Regions from separate parts of the Homo sapiens genome. Here region 1 is linked to region 2. A link is a loop called in an ENCODE intact Hi-C map of the cell type or tissue named here. Cell type or tissue: adrenal gland. All regions are shown on one strand. Links, peaks and the distances in the headings refer to the core of each region. The heading gives the core; the rest is flanking DNA. Region 1 overlaps RBFOX1 (RNA binding fox-1 homolog 1). Region 2 overlaps LOC105371067 (a long non-coding RNA gene).

The links. A loop is a pair of places that touch in the nucleus more often than their neighbours do. Peaks named below come from ENCODE experiments on the same cell type or tissue, not always from the same donor. Only the 100,000 strongest peaks of a DNase experiment are listed, where the experiment ranks them.
Region 1: a loop joins it to region 2, with 10 times the contacts of the local background. A loop is called at or near these places in 44 of 110 quality-filtered maps.

The regions. Positions count from the first base shown.
Region 1 is chr16:6,639,263-6,651,810 of GRCh38, forward strand. The region is part of intron 2 of RBFOX1 (RNA binding fox-1 homolog 1); the gene reads left to right. Among named protein-coding and RNA genes, the nearest start is that of RBFOX1, 630 kb to the left of the region's middle. In adrenal gland, for the core only: a CTCF peak has its summit at 4,026 (motif pointing left); DNase peaks (open chromatin) are centred at 4,016 and 6,863; H3K27me3 peaks cover 457 bases.
Region 2 is chr16:5,234,541-5,247,088 of GRCh38, forward strand. LOC105371067 (a long non-coding RNA gene) reads left to right here. Exons shown (of 3, transcript XR_001752067.2): 3 at 734-2,277. It also overlaps a transcript of RBFOX1 not described here. Among named protein-coding and RNA genes, the nearest start is that of LINC02164, 19 kb to the left of the region's middle. RefSeq lists an enhancer at 2,295-3,494 and a silencer at 5,070-5,289. In adrenal gland, for the core only: no CTCF peak of the experiment used is centred there; DNase peaks (open chromatin) are centred at 5,001, 5,502, 5,838 and 6,986.

The DNA.
Region 1 (12,548 bases), core at 2,900-10,899, 1.4 Mb after region 2:
TTCTGTCTATCTGATTCCTAAGAGGAAGTGAAATATTCAATTAAATAGTTTCGTTGAGTCCTTGTAGTGCTAGGATCTTTACAAGAGCGGTTTAGTAGGTGTTGAGATAGACTATCTATCAGCTTCCCTTCCCAGGAGAACGTGTCCTGTTAGAAATTGCATCTTTTGTGGCCAGTAGGGGTCTGTTTAATTGACTGAAATAGTAATGACCCGGAGGAATTAAGACAGTTTTTAGAAACATCTTATATTGAGAAGGAAGAACAATAACTATGATAAAATTATACAAATACACAATAATAATAAATACACATAATTTAAAGATTACAATTGTGGGCCGGGCACGGTGGCTCACGCCTGTAATCCCAGCACTTTGGGAGGCCGAGGCGGGCGGATCACGACGTCAGGAGATTGAGACCATCCTGGCTAACATGATGAAACCCTGTCTCTACTAAAAATACAAAACCAAATTAGTTGGTCAAGGTGTTGGGCGCCTGTAGTCCCAGCTACTCGGGAGGCTGAGGCAGGAGAATGGTGTGAACCTGGGAGGCAGAGCTTGCAGTGAGCTGAGATCACGCCACTGCACTCCAGCCTGAGCAACAGAGTGAGACTGTGTCTCAAAAACAAAAAACAAAAAACAAAACCAAAAAAACAAGATTACAGTTATGACAGGTATTTTGACCCCTAACTATGTGTCAGCACTCTGTATAGCTTATCTCAGTACTAACACTAACACCCATATGATGATACCAGAGCTTTTAACCCCATTTTCTGAAATACAGAAACTAAAGAACAGATAAGTTGCTGCGAAAAGCCATATAAATATTAAGTGGTAGAGTCAGGATTTTAAACAGGGTACACTGGTTTCTTTCTTAATGTATTTTGATCCACATCTACAGGTGAAATTCAAATGCAGCTTATTGAATTTTCTCTCAAATATTATGGTGAATTATTTTATTATCTTAGTGTTTCAGATACGCCTTTTGCCACATTTCCTCAAGAAGTTGATATACTATTAAGAACTAGGCTATATTTTTAATTTTTTGTTAATTTAAATCCTTCATAGAGGCCGGGCATAGTGGCTCACATCTGTAATCCCAGAACTTGGGGAGGCCGAGGTGGGCGGATCACTGGAGGCCAGGAGTGTGAGACCAGCCTGGCCAACATGGTCAAACCCCATGTCTGCTAAAAATGCAGAAATTAGCCAGGCATAGAGCAGGCACCTGTAATCCCAGGTACTTGGGAGGCTGAGGCAGGAGAATAGCGTGAACCCGGGAAGCGGAGATTGCAGTGAGCTGTGATCATGCCACTGCACTCCAGCCTCAGCGACAGAGTAAGACTCCATTGCCAAATAAATAAATAAATAAATAAATAAATACTACTTTATAGAGCCAGTGTGGGAAGTAGGTACATTGGGGTATATCACATATAGGAAACACTGGGCAAATACTTGTGACCCTCTAGAAAGGAATAAAAAAACTCCTTCTGAAGGATACAAGTTCCAGTTCTGGTTTTTCCTTCAGTTGGCCTTGAACCAGAATACGTTCTCTGGGCCTCTCTGACTAGTCCCTGTCATGTTCTAGCCCCATCTTAGGATTAAGGCCAAGACCCAAAACAAGCAACATGAACATCAGAACAGCACCAGAAACCCCAGGTAGGCTTCGCAGATGAAAATAATGACTGTGGCAGCCATGCTACTCAAATGGAAGGCCTGCTTTCTTTTTAGAAGGAACCTAATTGGCAAGTAAGTTGCTATCTGACTTGATGGGCGTAAACTCACCGTTCTGCATCCCACTTTCCCGATCTTCACTTCAGTTGCTTAAATGGAGTGCACTAAACCTCAATTTGATAATTGCATCCTCAAAACCTTTAATGAAGGTGCCTATCAAAGTGTAAATAATTACCCCGTAATCTTGTATTTGCAAACTGCATCTTGGCTGTTTACGCTTCACCGAGGTTCAAATCAGAGGTTCAGGGCTTCCCCAGCCCTCACATTCCTGTTGACGTCAGAGGAATTTCAAGGACCTAGAGGACAGCATTGTAACACGGTTCAACCAAGGCGTTCACCTTCACTCCCTCCCAACGCTGACATCTGTCATTTTCTGGTGCTATTTATAAATCCAAGGGAGCATTGCTGTTTTGTTTTGGTGCTGGTGATGCAGACACTCATCCTCATTAGAATTTTTGCCCTGACGCCGGGCACGGTGGCCCACACCTGTAATCCCAGCACTTTGGGAGGCCGAGGCGGGCAGATCGCTTGAGCCCAGGAGTTTAAGACAAGACCAGGCAACAAAGTGAAACCCCGTCTCTACTAGAAATACAAAAGTTAGCTGGGTGTGATGGTGGGTGCCTGTAATCCCAGCTACTCAAGAGGCTGAGACGGGAGAATCACTTGAACCTGGGAGGCGGAGGTTGCAGTGAGCTGAGATGGCACCACCGCAATTCAGCCTGGGTGACAGAGCAGGACTCCGTCTCAAAAAAAAAAAAAAAAAAAAAAAAAAAAAAAAAAAAAAAAAAAATAGGTTCTGCCCTGAGCCTTTCAGGCCTGGCCTTGTTGCTCTGGGACTTGCTCCCTCCTCGCTAACGTGTTTCCTTCTTTGGAGATTACCCACTTTAGCTCACCTGGGGAACACACACACCACTGACCCAGTTAGGGCTTCTTCCAGCCTCTTCTCTTTTTTCCATTCTTTTGACTGCGTTAATTATTCACAGGAACCCGTCAATGAAAGCACCAGGGATTATCCAGGAGGCTGACCACCAAATTAGAACAAGAAAATACTTGAAACAGTTTGCATGCTGTCTGAGGGTGCAGCTACGGAGAGGGTATGTTTTAGGTGCTGGGGTCTGAGAGAAATGAAAAGAGACGCCAAGCCAGGTGACTGACAGAAGGCAGGCGACAAACCCAGGCTTCCCAGGCTCGTACTTTCTCTTCGGTGCTGTATTTTTCAGCACACAAACTTGCTGAGAGTTTGCAGCTGACATCTCGAGAAGTATTCTTCTTAAAAGCTGAGCGAAAATTATTCACCTCATGTGAAAACAAGTGCGATTTACATCTAATGTGGGTAATTACTTTTACAGTTAATTAAAAGCGCTCTCATTAAACTCCCGCTGTGATGCCAATGCATAGCTCTTATTTGCAAACAGACCTTTGGTTTGAGCTCACCTGGTGACAGGAGACTCCTACCTGAAACAGGGATGCCGTTCTCGGTACTATGTTTAATTGTGCTGAGCCAGCAACCCTCGAGTTACCCGGCCTTTTACCCCACGCCAGCTCTGCTTGTCTGCATGGCTAGATTTTGAGATATGGAAGCCTCTTGTCCTCTCATAACCACACTCCAAAAAAAAAGTAAGGTGAAGAAAACAAAATAACTCACAGGAGGTAGGGATGCCAAAGAAAGGTAGGGGACTCAAAGAAAGAAGTCAAGATGAAAAGCCTGCTGTCTTTATTTGCATAATAGTTTGGTTGGGGATCGTTTTGTAGTTGTTCTGGCTTTACAGCTTTTTCCTGCCTAAGAAGATATTTACTGTCAGAGAAAATATCCCCTTAGGCCCCCTGAAGATTCCTCCAAATGTTTATAAAGTCAGCAGCTCTGCCCTGCAACCTACCCAACTAAGGTAAACTTTACTCCCTTGGTTGAAGTGATTTGTGTTGAGATTTTACTTAGTTTACATGCGTTGTTTGCTGTTTGTATGATTTCAGGTGAAATAGCTCTTACATCGTGAGTCATCTTCATATTTAGGTTGAAACCATAGACTTTTCGGAATATTCTTTGCCCTGAAGCATCTCTGCCACGCTGAACCTTCTTAAACACATATTAATGAAATGTCTCCTCAAATGATCACATTCCTAGTAAGTAATTAGGGCTTAGTAATTAAAACATGCAGTCATTTGAGACTTAAATTTTGAAGGCACAGAAAGATTGAGAAATTTAAAAAGTTTACGGACCTGATGAATTGGATACTCTTGCATAGGACTTGGTGCTTTCGGTATTTTTTGCAAAGTTATTTGCTCCCATCTGCTGGCCATTTGTGATATTGCAGGTGCTGAGCTAATTTGTGAATGGAAAAGGAAGTGAATAAAATCTATCACTGCAAACATTTTATACTATTCTTCATGTATTCAAGTAAACTGATTTGAATCTTGGTTTTTGTTTGTTTGTTAGTTTTGTTTTGTTTTGTTTTGTTTTTGCGGTTGGAGGATTAAGTGAACACAGACTCTGAAGAATTCTGCTGAAAGGCAAGCATGATTTGAAATTTTTACCAACATCAGAGTTACTCAAGTTTTGAAAGCCAGAACACCCTCGTTATCTTTAATAAAGCAATTAACTTTAGAACATTGGTTTAAATATTCAAATTCAAGCACAGTATATTGTGTAAGGGAGAGTATAAAATACATAGCTCGTAGACCAGATGGATTTCAATCTCCCTTATGCTTTTAATCATCGGAGTGGTAGGAAGCCAATTCCCTACACTCTAAAACTCAGTTTTTTCACCTGTAAAATGGAAACACTGGGCAAAAGGGTCCCTAAGGCTTGAACTTATTCTCAAAATCTGAGTCTTTGTGAAGGTTAAAAAATCATATAAGGCTGAGCACGCTGGGTCATGCCTGTAATCCCAGCACTTTCGGAGGCCAAGGTAGGTGGATCACCTGAGGTCAGGAGTTTGAGACCAGCCTGGCCAACATGGGGAAACCCCATCTGTACTAAAAATAAAAAAAATAGCCAGACGTGGTAGCATGCACCTGTAATCCCAGCTACTAGGTAGGCTGAGGCAGGAGAATCGTTTGAACCCGGGAGGCAGAGTTTGCAGTGAGCCAAGATCACCCTACTGCACTCCAACCTGGGCAACAGAGCGAGACTCCATCTCAATAATAATAGTGTAGGTTGCATAAAATCACCAGTATGCTCTTAGTCTTAGCATCTAAACTCATATTCAGTGACTTGTCTTAAATTAGAAGCCGTTGTTATTTTCACAACAATAGGCAATGTAAGCATGCATCCAAACTATCAGAAAGCTTGCCTTTGCAAAGGAGACCATCTGTAATGTTGAGTCAAGATTTAAAATGCACCTTGAATGCTTTTTGGAGTGTGATGTCAAAAATGTATCTTGTGTTAATATTATAAACCGTTCTGCTATAACATTTATTTGCTGTTTAAGAAGGAAGAGCAAAACCTTCTTCCTCAGCAGTAATCAATTTCTCAGTTGATCATAAGCCGATTTGGGCTTGTCAGATGAACCTTTGACTGTGTCTCCTCACACTCCTGAGAGGTGGCTTAAGCTGTCCTGTATTTCCTATGAAAAGCTCTCTGGGACTTTGTATTTGAGTCCAGGAGAACAATGCTGTGCCCAGGATATGTGATCCTTACTTAGCTTCTCATGACAAGTCTAAGCATCCTGGTCTTTTCTTTCCATTGCTCTTCCAGAGTGAATGACTGCAATAATCAATTTAGAGGTTTTCAGGGGCTGTATTGTGGAAACACCTGGGCCCTGGAGCACAGCAGCCTGTGATTGCCCTGGGATTCCTTTTAAGGAATTTTTCTTGTCCCCTAGAGCTTAGACTAAGCGGAGGTGGCCTCTGGACCACAGTTATCTTTTTTCAGTATTAAGTAGCCAAGCATCCTGCAAGAGAGATCAGCACAAAGAGCTCCTTGATCCTCTGTATTTATTTTCTATGACTTCCGTAGCAAATCATCACAATCTAGGTGCTTAAAACAACTGAAATATATTCTCTGACAGCTCTGGAGGCTCTACGTCCAAGTTGAAAGTGTGAGCAGGACGGCTCTCCCAGCAAAGGTTCTGGGGAAGATTCATCTTTGCCTCTTCCAGTGTCTGGTAGCTTAGTGTCACATGACTTGTAGCAGCATCTCTCTAATCCCCACCTGTCTTCACATGGCTTTCTCTTCTGTCTCTTAAAAGGATACTTGTTACTGGATTTAGAACCCACCCAGATAATACAGAATTTTCTCATTTCAAGACCCTTAATTATGTCTGCACAGACTCCATTTGCAAACAAGGTCACATTCACAGGCACTAGGGACTAGTCGGCTTGAGCATATCTTTTGGGGGGCTGCTGTTGAACCCCGTGCTGGCTACTCACTTCTAAATCCTCTGAGGTCTCGGGAGCTTCGTTGTCCGGTGTTTCTCTCCACATTTTCTCGGGAATCTTTAAGTGCCAGATACTTCAGAGCTGGGAATGCTGCTGGTAAGGGATCCGGGATGCTGGCATCCTTGCATTGTGGGCATGAATAACCCTGACCTACAAAAATTATCAAAAACAACCAACACACCAAGTGTAGAAGAAAAGAAGTCTCTCTCGGGAGAGAGAACTGCTTCTGAAAAGAACGGACACATGAGTGCTTTGATGTCTAAAATCTCAAAGAACCTAGAGGCCTTGGAAGAGAAAACTTTAAAAATAGACATGTTTTTAAGTTCTCAATGCTTCAATCAGAACCAGGTTTCACAAAGCCTGTTGGAAGATGTCATCAAGGACAGCTGACATTTACTGATAACTTGCCATATGCTAAGACCCTGGCGTGTATTGGATATGCCTAGCCACAAACGAGGCAACCATGATTGTTAATATGCTTCTCTTACAAATAGGGAAAGTGAGGCTAAGCAAACTCGGCCTCCTTGTGCAGAGTTCCAAAACTGGTGTGGTTGAGTCCGGTAGGATAAACCCTAGCAGTGTGATTCTGCTATCTGTGTGGAATCCCATCTGTCGCCAGCAAGTGAGCCTCCGCTGTTCAGGGTTTCCCGGCTACAAAAAGTAGAAGGGCTGCCTTCTGTCGGGAAATTGATTGCTTGGTGATGAGTCCACAGCTCAAAATTCATACTTAACACTTTTAAGTAGTTGAGCTGTTTTCCAAGCGAAGTGGTCGAGTGGGGCTGAAGTACTTACTTGACGAGTCTGGTTCAGAAAAGGTCAGGTCGGAACCCACCCAGAGACACCGGCTCTAGGCAGCGTGATCCGAACAATAATTTGTTCTCGCCAAAGTGACATTTTTCCAATTTGAGTCCAGCATTGTTCAGAAGCAAATGCAGTCCCCTGGGGCGCCTCCCGCATAGATCTGCAGCAGATGACAAACTAACAATATCATCTAAATAAAAAATCCAGCATGGGTTTAGTAAATTAATCCTGACAAGAATAAATTGAATAATCTTAGGGAAATGGCGAGAGCTCTGATTCTGCCAGATCGCTCTTTTCTGTCGCTTGCGTGGGTCCTCGGTGGCAGATTAAGAGCAAAAATCTGCCTTTGGTTTATTGATTTCGTTAGTTCGTTGATTAACACCTGCCACTTCTGTGTGGGTAAATCATAATCGGATATGGACTCTTCCTGGCAAACTTAACATATTTTCACTCAAGGAGAGAAAGGAAATGCTTATTTCACCTGGTCAGAACGGGCAAAAGCAGACAGAGAGCTGCTTTTCCTCACCTCGTTTCTCAGTGGTATTTTCTAGGTTTAAAAGTAATCTGTGATTTTCATCACTCCCATATTGAGTTAATCTCCCGTTTCTGTTTAGGTTGCTTAGCAGACAAATTCAAGGAGAGTTTTTAGTAAGAGTGAGGGGTGTTTTTCCTGACTCAGTGTCCGAAGTCAAGCAGAGACTTCAGCCATTAATTTAGGAGACAGGGTGAGAAAAGGAAGATACCGCGTGTACACATGATCCCACGTCCTAGGACTGGGCCTTACAGGTCGTCTGGGAACCTTGTCTTAGTCAGCCTGGGCTACCCTAACAAACTGCCATAGACTGGATAGCTTCTGAACAGAACATTTACTTTGTCATAGTTCTTGTGTCTGGATATTCAAGATCAAGGTGCCAGCAGTGTCAGGTTCTGATGAGCACCCTCTTCCTGGCTTGTAGTCAGTCATTCTCACTGGGTCCTCATTTGGACATTCCTGGGCTTACGCTACCAGAGAGAGAGAGAGAGAGAAAATGAGTGAGCTCTCTGGTGTCTCTTCTTAAAAGGATACTAATTCTTTCTTTATTTTATTTTATTTTTGAGATGGAATCTTGGTCTGTTGCCCAGGCTCTAGTGCAGTGACGTGATCTCAGGGCTCGCTGCAACTTCCGCCTCCTGGGTTGAAATGATTCTCCTGCCTCAGCCTCCAAGTAGCTGGGATTATAGATGCCCACCACCATGCCTGGCTAATTTTTCTATTATATTGAAATCCAATGGGGTTTCACCTTGTTGGCCACGTTGGTCTTGAGCCCCTGCCCTCAAGTGATATACCTGCCTTAGACTCCCAAAGTGATGGGATTATAGGCGTGAGCCACCACACCCAGCCAAGGGCAGTCATTCTTAGGACCTCATTTAACCTTAATCACTTCCTTAGAGTTCCCATCTCCAAATACAGCCACACTGAGGGTTAGAGCTATGACATATGAATTTTAGGGGGGACACATACATTCAGTCCATCATACTACGTGTTAAAAATGTTGATTCTGATTCGATGTATCTGGGATGAGGTGTGATGTGTTGCATTTTTTTTTAAAGATGGGATCTTGCTCTGTCACTAGGTTGGAATGCAGTGGTACAATCTTAGCTCACTGTAGCCTTGACTGCCTAGGGATAAGTGATCCCCTTCTCTTTGTTTTGAAACAGAGTCTTGTTCTTTGTTGCCCAGTCTGGAGTGTAGTGGTGCAATCTCGGCTTACTGCAACATCAGTCTACAGGGTTTAAGTGATTCTCGTGCGTCAGCCTCTCTAGTAGCTGGAATTACACGTGTGTGCCACCATGCCCAGCTAATTTTTGTATTTTTAGTAGAGACAGGGGTTTCATTTTCTTGCCCAGACAGGTCTCAAACTCCTGGCCTCAAGTGATCCACCTGCCTTGGCCTCCCAAAGTGCTGGGATTACAGGCATGAGCCACTGCACCCGGCTTCAAGTGATCCTTCCATTTCAGCTTCCCAAGAAGCTGGGACCACAGGTGCATACCACCCCACCTAGCTAATTTTTTTCTTCTTTATTATTATTTTTTTTGTAGAGACACTGTCTCCCTAAGGTTTCCAGGCTGGTCTTCAACTCCTGGACTCAAACGATCCTCTGGACTCGGCCTCCCAAAGTGCTGGGATTATAGGCATGATGCATTTTAACTGGCTCCCAGGGGCATCGTACTTGCTGGGGTTGCAGACTCCACGTTGACTAGGAAGTTCCTCATACTCCCCTTATGTGCGGATGAGGGAAATTTGCTGAAGGACCGCATGGTTATTAAATAGTAACACCCTGCTTTAAGAGTCTAGTGCCGTGAGTCTAATGCCAGGAGTCTAATGCCAGAACTGGAATTACCCGCAGCCCTGTCCTCCCACCCTTCAGCCTTCAGTCCACTGCCACATCCCCTGGAGGGCTTGGTAGCATGCATCGACGGGCCCTCACCCTTTGAATTTTGGATTCAGTAACTGAGGGCTCTTCCGTGCAAACCTCATATTTTTCACTTCAGGAGAGAAAGGAAATGCATCACCTGGTCAGAACAGGCAGAAGCAGACAGAGAGCTGCTTTTTCTCACCTCATTTCTCAATGGCATTTTCTACAGAAAATACAGCCTGAGAATCTGGGTATTTTTCTTTGCTTATTTATGTAAACTGACAAAAGTTATATATATTTATCATGTACAACATGATGTTTGGAATGTGTGTACATTGTGGAATGGCTAAATAGAGCCAATATCATATACATTACCTCACAACGTCATTTTTTTGTGGTTAGAACACATAACATCTACTTTCTTAGCAATTTTCAAGATTACAACATGTTGTGAACTGTAGTCACCATGTTGTATAATATTTTAACTTATTCCTCCTGTCTCACTGAAATTTTATGTCTTTAGGCCCAGATCTCCCCAGCAAACCCCCTGGTAGTGAGGGTAGTCCCTGCCAGCCCTTGGTAACCACCATTGTACTTTTTAGTATATTTTTTGTATTTGTTTCATGCAGTATTTGTCTTTCTGTAACTAGCTCATTCAACTTAACACAGTGTTCTCCAGGTTCATCCATGTCATCACAGTGACAGGCTTTCCTTCTTTATTAAGGCTGAAATGGTATTCTGTTGTGTATATATACCACATTTGCTTTATGTGGTTCTTCCTTGATGGACACTTAGTTTTTTGCTTTTTGTTTTATTTCAGTAGGTTTCTGGGGAACAGGTGGTGTTTGATTACATGAACAAGTTCTTCAGTGGTGGTTTCTGAGATTTTAATGCACCCATCACCCAAGCAGTGTACACCGTACCCAACGTGTAATCTTTTATCCCTCACCACTCCCCGACACTTTCCCCTGAGTCCGCAAAGTCCACTGTACCATTCTTATGCCTTTGCTTCCTCATCGCTTAGCTCCCACTTATGAATGAGAACATGCAATGTTTCGTTTTCCATTCGTGACTTGTTTCACTTAGAATAATGGTCTCCAGTTCCATCCAGGTTGCTGTGAATGCCATTATTTCATTCATTTTTATGGCTCAGTAGTATTCCATTATATATGTTGGGGAAGTATTTTATTACATATGTATATATAAGATGTAGTATTCCATTTTATATATGTAAGTATATGCATGTATATTGGGTAAGTTTTCTGTTATATATGTATAGTATATTATATATTGTATTCATCTATGTATAGTATTCCAATATACCACACTTTCTTTTATCTACTTGTGGATTGGTGGGCCTTTGGGCTGGTTCCATATTTTTGCCACTGTGAATTGTGCTGCTATAAAAGTGGGGTATTCAGTTTGATTCCCTATCTTGGCTATTGTGAATAATGCTGCAGTGAAGAAGGAAGTGCAGAGATCTCTTTGACATACGGATTTCATTTCCTTTGAGTGAATATGCAGTAGTCGGATTGCTGGATCATACAGTAGATCTGTTTTTAATTTTTTGAGAAGCCTCCACACCGTTTTTTGTAATAACTGTAAGAATATGCCTTTTTAACAGCAGCTGATGCTGCTGGTTGGAGAGTCTCACTTTGAGAAGCACATGTACCTTGCTTCTCCAGGTTTTTTTGTTTGGTTGCTTGGTTTTATTTTTATTTATTTTTTTCTTTTTTTGCTGTGAATAACCCCTTCTTCCCATAGCAAGGAAAAGAATGAAACCTGTGGATAAATTATGTGGACTGACCAAACCACCTTGAGGAAAATAAAATTACCTGGAGGAAAGGGAAAGCACCTGATGAGGGATCACTTCTGGTTACAGATTTAAGCTCCCTCATTGTGTGATTCAGTATGAGTTACCTAATGGCTAATCACAATTATCATGCCACAGAGTAACTAAGGAATACCCACTTTGTCGAATGTTGGTAATTTAGAGACAGTACGAAAAACACCAAGCACAGTTCCTGGCACGAAAGAGGTATTTAATCATTGCTCACCGGTTCAGTCCCACTTGACTGATAGGAAAACAGTCTGTTCTACATAAAACAAGATATTTGCTATACGAGTCTTCACCTTATGATATTGTCTCTTTTTGTTCCACTCTGGATTCAAAGGGACCTAGAATTTGCTGTGTTTACTAATAAATCACCAGCTTCTCATATTAACCTTTCCTAATGATGCATCCGCAGAGAAAACCCCACTGCCTCTTGGTGAGAAAATCAACATTTCTGTAGACTTAACCACAATGGAGTCCCTAATGTTTTTTGGTTGTTTAATTGATTGGTTGGTTGTTTTTTGGAAACAGAGTCTCACTTCGTTGCCCAGGCTGAAGTGCAATGGCATGATCCCGGCTTACTGCATCCTCCGCCTTCCCGGTTCAAGTGATTCTCTTGTCTCAGCCTCCTGAGTAGCTGGGATTACAGGCGTGCACCAACAAGCCCAGCTAATTCTGTATGTTTAGTGGAGATGGAGTTTCACCATATTAGCCAGGCTGATCTCAAACACCTGACCTCAGGTGATCCACCCGCCTCAGTCTCCCAGAGTGCTGGGATTGCAGGCGTGAGCCACCACACCCGGCCTGGAACCCCTAATGTTTGTAACTCCCTACACAACCCTGCACATCCATGCCCTCCCTGCCTCCATGGAGAGCATGGCCAGGCTACAGACCGTGCAACGGCCCCAGGTCGCCATCTTTCTCTCCCAAGCTGTATCCTTTCTTTAAAGACGTCCCATTGATTTTATCTGGCCTCTGACTACTTCTCTCCCCTTCCCCTGCTACACCCTTATCCATCCACCATCATGTCACACCTGGACTCCTGTGGTAGCCCCCAAATTTTTCTCCCTACTTAAATTTGTAACCCCTGACTGCCGGTTCTGTTAAAATAGAAGTCAGATCATGCCTGTCCTCTCTTCATTATGCCTGAGTGAAACCCACAAGTGCCCATGAGGATGTGGACAGATTGGAACACTTGTGCACTGTTAGTGGGGATGTAAAATGGTGCACCTGCTGTGGAAAACGGTAGGGTGGTTCCTCAAAAAATGAAACATTGAATTACCATAGGGTTTGGCAATCTCACTTCTGGGCATACGCACAAAAGACTTGAAAGCAGGGAGTTGAATAGATACGTACACACCCGTGTTCATAGCAGCATCATTCACAATAGCCGAAAGGTGGAAACAGCCCAAAT
Region 2 (12,548 bases), core at 1,811-9,810:
AGGGTGGTTCTAACTGCTGGGCTCCTCCCCTCGCCTCCTAAATGGCTAAGTTTTCAAGAGGGATTTCAGCAGGGAAGCCAAGCCTTGGGGTTTATTTTCCTCACGCCCTAATTCACGATCAGCTTAAGATGTGGGTCTCGAAGCTTCTGACGGCCGATCTGGCTGCACAGTGAGCTGCGGCTGTTCCCCAGCCCTTGCCTCCAATGTCCCAACCTTGGCCCACAGTGTCATCAGCATTCAGGCTCCCACCTCTTCTTCACCAGGACCTCATCCAACTTCAGGGCTAGACTCACCTTCTTTTTGAGGGAAGTACGTGGGCTGGCCGGGCGCGGTGGCTCATGCCTGTAATCCCAGCACTGTGGGAGGCCGAGGCGGGCAAATCATGAGGTCAGGAGTTCAAGACCAGCCTGGCCAACATGGTGAAACCCCATCTCTACTAAAGATACAAAAAATTAGCCGCGTGTGGTGGTGCAAACCTATAATCCCAGCTACTTGGGAGGCTGAGGCAGAAGAATCTCTTGAACCCAGGAGGCAGAGGTTACAGTGAGCTGAGATTGCACCATTGCACTCCAGCCTGGACAACAGAGTGAGAGACTGTCTCCAAAAAAAAAAAAAAAAAAAAGTACGTAGGCTAATGATATTTAAAAACAAACACTTTTTGAACCCTTATTAGGTGTCAGGATTAGAGCTTTACATGCATAATTTTGTTAAATTCTCAAAACAATCCCACCAGGTACTGTCGTGATGCCCATTTTACAGATGAAGAAACTGAGGTTTCCAGAGGTCCAGTCCCTGCCTGAGCTGATGCAGTTACGAAGGCTGAAGCCCGGACTTGATTTGAGTTCGGCCTGCGGAGCCCCGGCTGAGCTACCTGCCTTCTAGCCCCACGGTGGAAAGGGAGAATCCAGACATCCTTGAGACCTACCCAAGGAGTTTCCCTGTTACTGCCCTGCCATCCTTCTGATGCCACCCTGTTCCGTATCTGGCTGGAGCCAGCGTGGTTGTGTCTGGGTTTGGCTCCATAGTAGATGTTCTCGGTGGCCTTACTATTCCTGTGCACGCCGGCCACTTTTGCCTGAAGCTCTCTGTGGCTGCCAATGCCCACTTTGTTGAAAGTACTTGGAAATTAAGACCCTCTAGGGAGTATCTCTGAGTTGTGCCTGGTGAGATTTCATGAAGGAATGGCCCAGCTCCTGCAGACCTAGGCGGGATGTCTGAGGTGCACCTTCTACACGCTCTTTCAGTTGGATTAAGTCCTAGGATGCCCACAGGGGTCACTGAGAGGTTAACAAACATTTTTTTTTTTTTTTTTTTTGAGATGGAGTCTTGCTCTGTCACCCAGGCTGGAGTGCAGTGGCCTGATCTCAGCTCACTGCAAGCTCCACCTCCCAGGTTCATGCTATTTTCCTGCCTCAGCCTCCTGAGTAGCTGGGATTACAGGCGCCCGCCACCACGACCGGCTAATTTTTTGTATTTTTAGTACAGACCAGGTTTCACCGTGTTAGCCAGGATGGTCTCGATCTCTTGACCTTGTGATCCACCTGCCTCGGCCTCCCAAAGTGTTGGAATTATAGGCTTGAGCCACCACGCACAGCTGACATTTCCACTTTTGTCTTTTGGCCCAGATGTTGACATTTTCTGAGCTCCCAAAGAATTTACAGACATTTTTCCTAGGTCAGAGTAAAAGGGATCCCCTTTGTTCTGGATCTTCTGTTGCCTTGATCATCAGATCAAGTTGAGGAAATGGTCCCTTGGGAAGCTAATCCCAGTGGCTTGGTAAACTTACACCCTTTCTTTTGATGTCAGGCCTTTTAAAACATCAGGGCCACTTTCCTTTACTTGTCCAGGATGGAAACATTTGGCAGCACTTTTTGCAATATCCTTCCATTCAACAGCCACATGCCCCAGCTGAGGGCTTGGCACCATGGAAAAGCAATGAAGATTCAAGAACGAACCAGCTTAGCACACGTGATTTTTAGGGCAGTGAGACTATTCTATGTGACACTGTAATGGTGGATCCAATGGTGGATGGTCACATCCATCCAAAGAATGTGCAGCACACCAGGAGAGAAACCTACACTATGGACTTAAGAGTAATGTATCAATATTGACTCATCAATTGCAACAAATGCACTACATTAAAGCCACATGTTAATAACAGGGGAAACAGGATGGGAGGATTTGAGGGCATATATGGGAACACTATACTTTCTGCTCATTTTTCTGTAAAGCTTAAGCTATTCTAAAGAATAAAGTCTATTCATTAAACAACAAAAATGAATGAGCCTTTGCCCTTACAGAATTCACCGTCAAGAGGAAGAGGAGGCTGGGTACAGTGGCTCACGCTTGTAATCCCAGCACTTTGAGAGGCCAAGATGAGCAGATCACTTGGGCCCAGGAGTTCAAGACCAGCCTGGACAACATAGAGAAACCATACCTCTACAAAAAATACAAAAATTAGCTGGGCGTGTTGGTACATGCCTGTAGTCCCAGCTACTCAAGAGGTTGAGGTGGGAGGATTGATGGAGCCCAAGAGGTTGATGCTGCAATGAACCATGATTTTGCCACTGTGCTCCAGCCTGGGCAAGAGAGTGAGACCCTGTCTGGAAAAAAAAAGAGGAAGGGGAGACGAGCAGATAAGCCGATCATGTCAAGGTATGCTGCAGACTGGGACACAGTCTGTCCAAATTAAACCTCAGGAAGGAAAATATTTATGATACACACCAGAGAGAGTCTATGACTAGCTGGTGGCCCATGTCCTTTTAATTGTCCCTAATTTTCCTGCCTAGTTTAAATGCTGCAAAACATGGGGTTGACACTCTGAACTTGGGCACCGGAATTGGGTCAGGCTGCGTGGGTGGGGACTGGAACCCTGAATTATAGTTTTCTTTCCAGAGATGTCAGAATGTTTCATGAATAAGAGCACAGCTTCTATGTTGGATACCCTGAATTTGAATCTCAGCATGGCCACTTTGTATATAACCAGAGGATGAATTGGGGACCCAATGGATCTACCATGACATGAACCTGCACCAACATTCACCTGACCTCCAAAATGCCTATTCTGACTGGTAGACCCTAGTCTCGCCCTAGTGCCAGTTCAGAGCCTGTGTCCAGTGATCCTGCACAGGTCCCATTAGTTCCTATTCCCCTGTTCAGTCATCCTGGTAAAAGGCTGTGTATTCCTGTGGGGGCAGGCTGGGAGAAAGATTGACAGTATAAATTTTTGGCAGTGGAGCAGAGTCCTTTCTGGAGGGGACCTGGCTTCACATTCAGACAAGGGACTCCTGGTCTGTGAACTGGCTTATGTCTGGGAATTGACTGGGGACTGTGACTCTGTTTTTATGATTCAGGTTAGACTTCTGCTCACCTGACCTAGAACTCTTCTGCAAACACAGATCAAGTAAAAATGTGGCAGGCTTCTTATCTATTTCACTTCTAGGAAAGCCACGATCAGCTGGCACCATAGGTCTCTGCGAGTCATGCTATTCTGCTTGCAGCTTTGACTCTGCTGTCCTTTATGGTAACTGCATCCACCTTGCCTTTGGGGATTGAGTGCTGCGGTCACTTGGCCCCGGCCCCTGTAGTGTGCCTATGTCACTTACCCTCTTTATACCTCAGTCTCCTCCTCTGTAAAATGGGCATCCTAATAACACCCACCGCCAGGGCTGCTGTGAGGTATAGATGGATTAGCATATGGAAAGTAATAGAAGAGGGTCTCAAAGCCCATGTGTCATTATCAGAATTATTTCATGACAGGGGAGAGCTGGAGGAGAGGGGAAGGTGCTGAGCAGACCCATGTGCTCTCCCACCAGTGTTTCCTGAGCACCTACTATGTGCTGCCCACTGTGAGAGCTGTTAGGGTTGAAATAGGGAGCACAGCAGGGTAGGGGCTGCCATCAGGAGCTTAGTGGGGAGACCATTGTGCAACATGGTTCCAGCGCTTGGGATGGGGAAGCTCAGGGAGTACAGGGGCCTAGGATCCTGGGCAGAATCATGGAAAGGACACAGCCTCCCCAGCCTCTCCTGCCTCCACTGTCTCCCTGGCCTCCTCTGCTTCCCTGGGCTCTCCTGCCTTCCTGGCTTCCCCTTCCTCCCCGGCCTCCCCAGTCTCCCCTGTCTCTCCTGCTTTTGAGGTAGGCCAGGAGCTGCGGGTGCTCACTTAGCCTGTCCTGGACTCTGGGTGTAGCACCTCGATGTCCAGAAAATACCCCCGGGTTCAGCTCATCACACAGCCAAGGAAGGAGCTCGCTCCACACTGACACTAACGGTGCATCCTGGGCTCATTCATCGGGCACGCCTCCAAAATATTTCTCTACGTCTCCTCCCTTTGCCCACCTGCATTGTCTCTGTGCCTGAGTCCTGGCTGGGGGCCTGCAAGGATCCCCTATCTCCTCTGTCCCTGCACAGCTGGGTTCCAGGCAATCTGTCTGCCCACCACACCTCTCTCCCCTTGCCCAGCATGCTCCAGCCCCACAGTCCTCTTTCTGCTTCTTTCCCAGCCTCTGGGCTTTTGCACACGCTGTTCCCTCTGCCTGAACACCCTCCACTGGGCTGAGAACAACTCTGAGACCTCTCTCAGCTGTTGCTTCCTTTGGAACAGCCGCTGCTGTTGTCCCTCTCGCAGCTCCAAGACCTGCCGAGCCTCCTGTCTTTTTCAGTTCCCATGCACCCAGCACTTCTCCTTGGCCTCCTTTTGCCCAATTGACAATGTCCATTCTCAATGCCTTCTCACCCAGCGCTGAGCCCCACTGGGTGAAGGCAATGCCTGTCATGTTCACCACAATATCCCCTCCCCCATCACCACGCCTGGTCCACAGTGATGCTCAAAAAAGATCTGTTGGTAGGCAATGGGAAGGTGCATTCATGTCATCCTGCAGGCGGAATTCTCCACTCGGTTTTCCCACTACCTCCAAATCATGCAAGACACAGGGTAAGAGCAAAGACAAGGTGGCTGTGGCCCATGTCCACCCTCTCGGGGCGTCCCTTCTCTTCTCTCCTCCTTGGGCAGGGAGACCATCGGGGTGCAACCTGGCTGGGGCGGGGAGGAGGTGCACGGCCTGGCCGGAGCGGGTCTGGCCACGGGTAGGGGAGAGCGACCGCCTGGGCCGGGGCAGGTGAGCGCAGCGCAGGCCCGGGCCCGGCGTGTCCGCGGTGCGGGCGAGCGGCCGGCAGAGGGCGCCAGAGAGCCAGGAGCGGCCCGCGGAGGAGCCCGCGCCGGCCCCGATGCCCAGCTCCGCGCCGCGCGGACCCACCGAGCCCGCGCTCAGACGCCCCAGCTCCGCCGAGAGGCCGCTCGCGCCGGGTCCTTCCTCTTCCCCAAGTGCAGGCAGAGCCCCCGGAGCCATGGCCAGCCCTTCCGGCAGCTCCGAAGCCACTGGCAAGCCCCGAGGCAGGGATGGCCGGCCCAGGAGGGAGGAGGACGACGTCCCTCCCGAAGAGAAGAGGCTGCGGCTGGGGCTGGAGGGGGGAAGCGCACAGCCCGAGGACTGCGAGGACGGGAAGGACGCGCCGCGGCCGGGCAGGGAGGAGACCGGCACCCAGACAGGTGGCGACGGCAGAGGAGTAAGTGACGCGGGCGCGGGGGTCCGGGGGTGCCGGGGGCGCGGGGGTGCCGGAGACGCGGGGTAGGGGCTGCGGGAGGCTCCGTGGCCGGCCCCGGGTTGAAGTTGGTAACTGAGTGGCAACTCCGGCGGGCGCGGAGTGACAGCTCGTGACGGCCTCCGAGACGCCAGCTGCCCCTTCTCGGCTGTGTGGCTTCGACTTCCTGATTCTCCCACGACGTCCCTGGCCAGGAGCCCCGTTGGACTCTGCGGCTAGCCAAAAGGGGAGGGGGAGCCCCGCGTCCTGGGGGCCCCCAGCAGGGGAAGGGGCGGGGGTTGCGCTGGGCATCCTGTCTGGGGCATCTGTCTGGGACTTTTGTCGGTCCCACCTGGCGGGGGGCTTATGGTGGGGGTAGAGGGGAAGTCCCTGGCGCCAGGCTTGGCCAAGCCCTGCTCTGCTGGGCTGCGGGCTGGCGGCGCTCACCCAGCTCCTCACCTGCCCCGCATCTTCCTGTTTTTCTTCCCTTTCTGGTTGGGCAGCGAGAGTTGAGAGGAGGCAGATGGCTTCCATCCCAGAAATCGCTCTCCTCTTTCCATCCCTACAGAGAGGGACAGAGAGGCAAAGTTCCTTGCATCCCTCGGGGCGCTGTCCCTGTGAGCTCCCGGTGTCCTGCACACGTGGGCCCCTGAGTGACCGGGCCCGTGTGCGTGGGATGGGGCTCCGTGGCCAGCCTGGCCTCCTGGGGTTCACTTTCTGCTTTCCTACCCCAACTCTTCCTGTGTGGCTTTGCTGGCCTTCCACTGGGGAGGCACGCGGGTTTGGAGGGCAGATGAGGGCCCCCTGGAGAGCTGTACCCCTCAGTGAGGGCCGCCACCTTGATGGTTTTTGATGGATAATGGGGTTGACCTCTTTGTTCCTTCCAAATGTTTTTATGTTTGACCATTTGCTCAGCTGAGCTTGTCTTAATAATTTGATTCGTGGTTAATGAGCCCCACATGGGAGAGAGGGCGGCCTTCATTCTGAACCCATTTGGGCAGCACGGGTAGCCGTCCTCGCCGTGGGCTGCCTCAGAGCCCCCCCTGCCCAGTCTTGGGGTTGCTCCCGGATGCTGTGTGGGAGGCTTGCTCCTGGTGACATCCTCATCTCCCCGTGCACGTTACTGCATTCAGAGCTTGGGTCACCTGGACACCGAACTCAGGTGAATTTTCTCTGAGATTCTGGGAGAAGGAGGACAGTTCTCTGGTAGGTTTTCCAGGGCCGATCACGGAAAGGATGAGACACAATTACGGTGGCAGTGTAACGCCAGGAAACTTTATTGCGTGAAGTCCCTCTCACTCCCTCTACCTCCCTCTTTTACGTGGACTCTGCCAAAGACCAGGATACTAGAATGCAGTGGAGTGACCAAGTGTAGTGGGACCTAGGGAACGTGAGTGTGGAGCCAGGCAGCTGGGGTTTGCATCCTGGTAATGCCCCTCCTTAGCTGGCTGACATGGCACACGCCAGTTACCCTGTCTGAGCCTTACTGTCTTCAGTGGCAAATGGATCTGTCAACAGGCCCCATTGCCTGGGGTTGTTACTGCTGAGATTAAGGGAAGCTCGTCCATAGAAGCACTTAGCGTTGTGCCTGGCACATAGTGTATGGTGGATAAATGGGACTTAGGACTGAAACTTACGCCTTGGTGTGTTTTGCAGTGATGTTTTGTTCTGGGGTGCATCACAAGAGACAAGGTTCTTGGCCGGGCGTGGTGGCTCAAGCCAATAATTCCAGCACTTTGAGAGGCCGAAGGGGGAGGATCGCTTGAGTCCAGGAGTTTAAGACCAGCCTGGGCAACGTGGTGAAGCCTCGCATCTACCAAAAAAAAAAATAATAATAATAAAATAAAAGCCAGGTATGGTGGTGTGTGCCTGCAGTCCCAAGTACTTGGGAGGCTGAGGTGGGAGGATTGCTAGAGCCTGGAAGGTCCAGCTGCAGTGAGCTGTCATCATGCCACTGCACTCCAGTCTAGGTGACAAAGTGAGACCCTGTTTCAAGGAAAAGAGAGAGAGAGAGAGACAGACAGACCCACAAGTGTCTTAAGCCAGAATCTCCATTAAAATGCTTTCTGGAGGCTAAAAGGATGATATATTGATAATGAAATATTTAAAAGGCAGAAACCCCACTGAATTTCTTGGTCCACAGAGGGAAATGTGAATTTCATGACCTGAAGGATGATGCAGGAACTGAACACAAACCATCCTTGTTTCCTGAATCTGAATATGCCACCCTCTTTTCATGGTGTCTGTATCTGCTCAGTCCGGCGGCCCCTCGAAAAGAGGGAATCTTGATTTTCAAACTTAAAATTTGGCCCAAAGCCCACTGCTGCCCACAGTGCCCGCCAGACACATTCCTCTTCCTTTTTAGTTTCTATGGGAATACTCTCTTTGAAGAACCCATGAAGCAGTGTCAGGCTGGTGTGAGAATCAGCAGCGATTTCTTTGAGGAGGAGAACCCGTTTCTTCACTCACAGGCCATGTCTGAGTGGATCAAGAAGAACAGAGTGCCCTTTTATGAGATTTTGTCTGCGTAGACCATTAGCTTGGTAAAAATGTCAAAACCATCCTCGTTCTTTAATAGCAGATTATTTTGGACTTTTCTCTGCAAGAAGCAGCATGGGCATTCAGATGCTTTTAAGGATAAAATGTTCTTTCTCATCACCAGGCCTGGTGCTCTGGATGGCTGAGGTTTTAATGTGACTGGGTGTCCCTTGGAGTGGCTCCCAGGCTGTGCTCTTGTGGTTGGGTGGCAAGGGGTTGCTTTATTTGGTGGTGGCTAGAGGATGTTTTAGCAGATAAATCGGGCCCCCAGGAGCCCCTGAGTGCCAAGTCCTGCTGCAGGGCATGTGATTATGGTGGGGACGTGGTGGGGGGTGGAGGGTGGAGGGTGGGGGGCATTGATTTCCTGCCAATATCAGAAGTTTCACTGGCTTCTTGTGTATCCACAAACACCCACCCCATTGAGAAGGCCTAGAAAACCTAGCCCTCCCCAAGCCTTTATTGACCGCTTGTGAATGATCCCAGGGTGTGTCTGACCCACAGCTGTTCCTGGAGGGAGAGAGAAGTCTCTCCTAGGTATTTGGTTATCAACCTTAACCATTTGTTGAGCCTTCCCCAAGACCAGGCACCTCGGCAGAGATTTCTGTGTTGTCAGGTGGAACCGAGCATTCAAGGGTAATAACTCACTGGAGTCACTGAAATCCCTGATGGACGCACCAGATAAAAGCATCCAGGGTTGAAACCAGATCAGGAAGGTTGTTGTCAGCCTGGGGCTCCTGTAGAGGAGCATCCGCGTTGCAGGTATTTTCCTTCTTGCTGAGGAGAAACCTGGGTTTCTCAGCTTTGGCACCGTCACAACACTTGGGGTGAGACCATTCGTGGTGCTGGTGGGGGCCGTCCCGTGTATTGTAGGATGGTTAGCGGCATCTGTGGTCTCCATCCTCTAGGTGCCATTCCCCCCTCCCAGCTATGGCTACCCCAGATGTCTCCAGACGGTTTCAAATGCCATGGAGCAAGGGAGTGGTACATGAGCAAAACCACCCCAGTTGAGAGCCATTGGTCTACACTTGTGGAAATGTTTGAGGGTGACAGTGTTGAGCTTGGGTCCCTGCTGTACCCTTTATGAGCCATGCGGTCTTGGAAAATTAATACTACTGCAGGGGACTCAGTTTTCTCATCTATAAAATGGAGATAAATGAGATACACTTTCATAGGAAGGTTATATGGGATTTACTGAGATAATAAGACAGTACATGGAAAATGCTGGGCATAGCATTTATTTATTTTTATTTTTTTTTAAGATGGAGTCTTACTCTGTTGCCCAGGCTGGAGTGCAGTGGCATGATCTCCGCTCACTGCAACCTCCACCTCCTGGGCTCAAGTGATTCTCCTGCCTCAGCCTCCGGAGTAGCTGGGATTACAGGTCCCCACCACCACAGCCGGCTAATTTTTGTATTTTTGGTAGATATGAGGTTTCACCACGTTGGCCAGGCTGGTCTCAAACTCCTGACCTGAGGTGATCTGCCTGCCTCGGCCTCCCAAGGTGCTGAGATCACAGGTGTGAGCCACCATGCTGGGCTGGGCATAGCATTGTAACACAGACAAAGCACAAAATACTTGGGCAATATCTTTACATTTGGCTTGTCTAGACTCCATCCTCCATCCCCTCATGCACTGGTGCGGTGCAGAGCAGAATATCACCCACCTAGACTGCAGAGTGGATTTGGGTGGCATCTTGGCTTTCTGCACAAGACTTGCCTGTTCCCCACCACATCCGCCTGGTTCTCAGGGTCCAGGATTCCAGGAGGCAGGGATGTGGGCAGGCAGGGTAGGTGGCCTACCCAGTTCACTCCCATACTGGGGACTTGCAGAGCCGACTCCCTGAGATAGGGTGTTTGGACCAACCTCTGGGTTTTTGGATTTCCATTTGAGCACAGCTGGACTACAGAGGCTGAAGCTCTCTCTGCTGAGATATAGATATTTCCCTGGCAACAATCTTTGAAGCTGACATGAAGACATGGCAACCCGCTGGAACGCGGTGTGTCTGCTGTGGCGCTCTTGTAATTTGTGAGGCAGGCTCCTGAGGAATGCAGTGCGTAAGTGGGAAATTTTGGGAAGTTCTCGCATCCCCCTTTGGCCGAAAGTGCTGCCTGCGCAGGTTGGTGGACGGTCCTTTGAGAAGGAAGAAGACACGGAGCACATTCCTGTTAGCTATGACAGAGAGGGGCAGGGTACACACTGGACATTTCAAGCCCCTGCAGGGAAGCAAGTCTTACTGTGCTGGGAGTACTTGTGGAGTGGGGGCTGTGTTGCCCTGGGCTTTAATTCTTTCAGGAACATTTAACCGCAGGGCTGGCAGGCTGGATCTTGATATGTGTTTCTCAGTTGGAAAGGCTTTGGACCATAGGGAAATGTCTTCTCAATTCTTTTAATTTCATTAAGGTGGTCATTTTTCTTCTTGTGGCCTCTGGAATGTGACACAGAACTCAAGGTACAGGATGAGTTGGAGGCTGGGACAGGGGTCCCTGCCAGGGATGCAGGCGAGTCACATGATGGTGTTGATGTGTGGAGTCCGGTGCCTGGTTTGGGGAATGTTCATGGGATATGTTCCAAAGGACTTACGGACCTATCAGGTACTGGAGGTGAATGGTCAAGTCTGATCTCAGGGCTGACAGTGTCAGGCAAGGACAGGAAGTTGACTTTGGACTCATTGGCTGAGGTTGCTTGGGACCCAGGGGGCAATGTGTGCCAGGACAGATGGGTCTGGGGCTAGGAAGGCAGGTTTGGGCTGGAGACTCGGGCTTGGGAGGCATCCCAGGTAGCCAGTGGTTGAGGCTGTGGAAATGACTGCGATTGCCTGGGATGAGAGTGGAGACAGACAAGATGGGGGTTTTGCTCTAAGCCTGGGGAACCCACCTCCCAGGTTCAAGGGATTCTCCTGCCTCAGCCTCCCAAGTAGCTGGAAATGCAGATGCGCACCACCATGCCTGACTTTTGTATTTTTAGTAGAGATGAGGTTTGGCCAGGCTAGTCTCAAACTCCTGACCTCAAGTGATCGGCCCACCTTGGCCTCCCAAAGTGCTGGGATTATAGGCATGAGCCACCATGCCTGACCATTTTTAAATATTAATTTTTATGAAATATTTTCAAACACATTTTACTATACATTGGAAAAGTCAATCATGATTTGAAAACTTCATCAAAATCCAATCAAATGTCAATTAACCATTTAATCGTGGATGGGTAAGGAGACTATTTTGACCAAAACATATTAGAGAAATTACCACTTATAGAAATAATCTGTGTTTTAATGTTTTAGTTGAATTAAGCAATCTTTTATATTCTGGCCGGGCCCAGTGGCTCACACCTGTAATACCAGCACTTTGGGAGGCCGAGGCCGTCGGATCACCCAAGGGCAGGAGTTCAAGACCAGCCTGGCCAACATGGCGAAACTGTCTCTACTAAAAATACAAAAATTAGCCAGGTGTGATGGCACACACCTGTAATCCCAGCTACTTGGGAGGCTGAGGCAGGAGAATCATTTGAACCTGGGAGACAGAGGTTGCAGTCAGCCGAGATCGCGCCACTGCACTTCAGCCAGCCTGGGTGACAGAGCGAGACTCTGTTTCAAAATAAGTAAATAAATAAAATTCTGAATTTTATTTTTAATAATTATTTTTGTAAAGAGAGTATCTTGTTTTTTGGAGTTGTTGAATTTATTGAATTGACAAAAAGTATGTACAAGAGGGTATACAACATGATGTGATTGAAGTATGTATACATTACAAAATGGCTAAATCAAGCTAAATAACATATCACCTCCTCGACTTATTTTTTTGTGGTGAGAACACTTAAAAAATCTACTCTCTTAGTGATTTCCAAGTGTATGATATGTTGTTATTAACTGTAGGTACCATGTTGTCCCATGGATCTCTTGAACTTATTCTTCCTCTCTAAAAATGACATTCTGTGTCCTTTGGCATCTGCCCACTTCCCCACCCTGACAACCATCATTCTACTCTGCTTCTATGAATTAAACTTTTTAATTTTCTTTTTCTTTCTTTTTTTTTTTTTGAGACAATCTCATTCTATTGCCCAGGCTGTAGTGCAGGGGTGTGATCTTGGCTGACTGCAGCCTTGGCCTCCCAAGCTCAATCAATCCTTCCACCTCAGCCTCCTGAGTATCTGGGAGTACAGGCATGCACCACCACGCTCCACTAAGTTTTGTATTTTTTGTAGAGATGGGGTCTTGCTATGTTATGCAGGCTGGTCCTGAACTCCTGGGCTCAAGCAATCTGCCGGCCTCAGCCTCCCAAAGTGCTGGGATTACAGACATGAGCCACCATGCCTCGCTGAGTTCAACGTTTTTAGATTCCACATATAAGTGAGATCAGGTGGTATTTGTCGTTCTGTGCCTGGCTTATTTCACTTAACGTAATATCCTCCAGGCTCATCCATGTTGTCTCAAATGG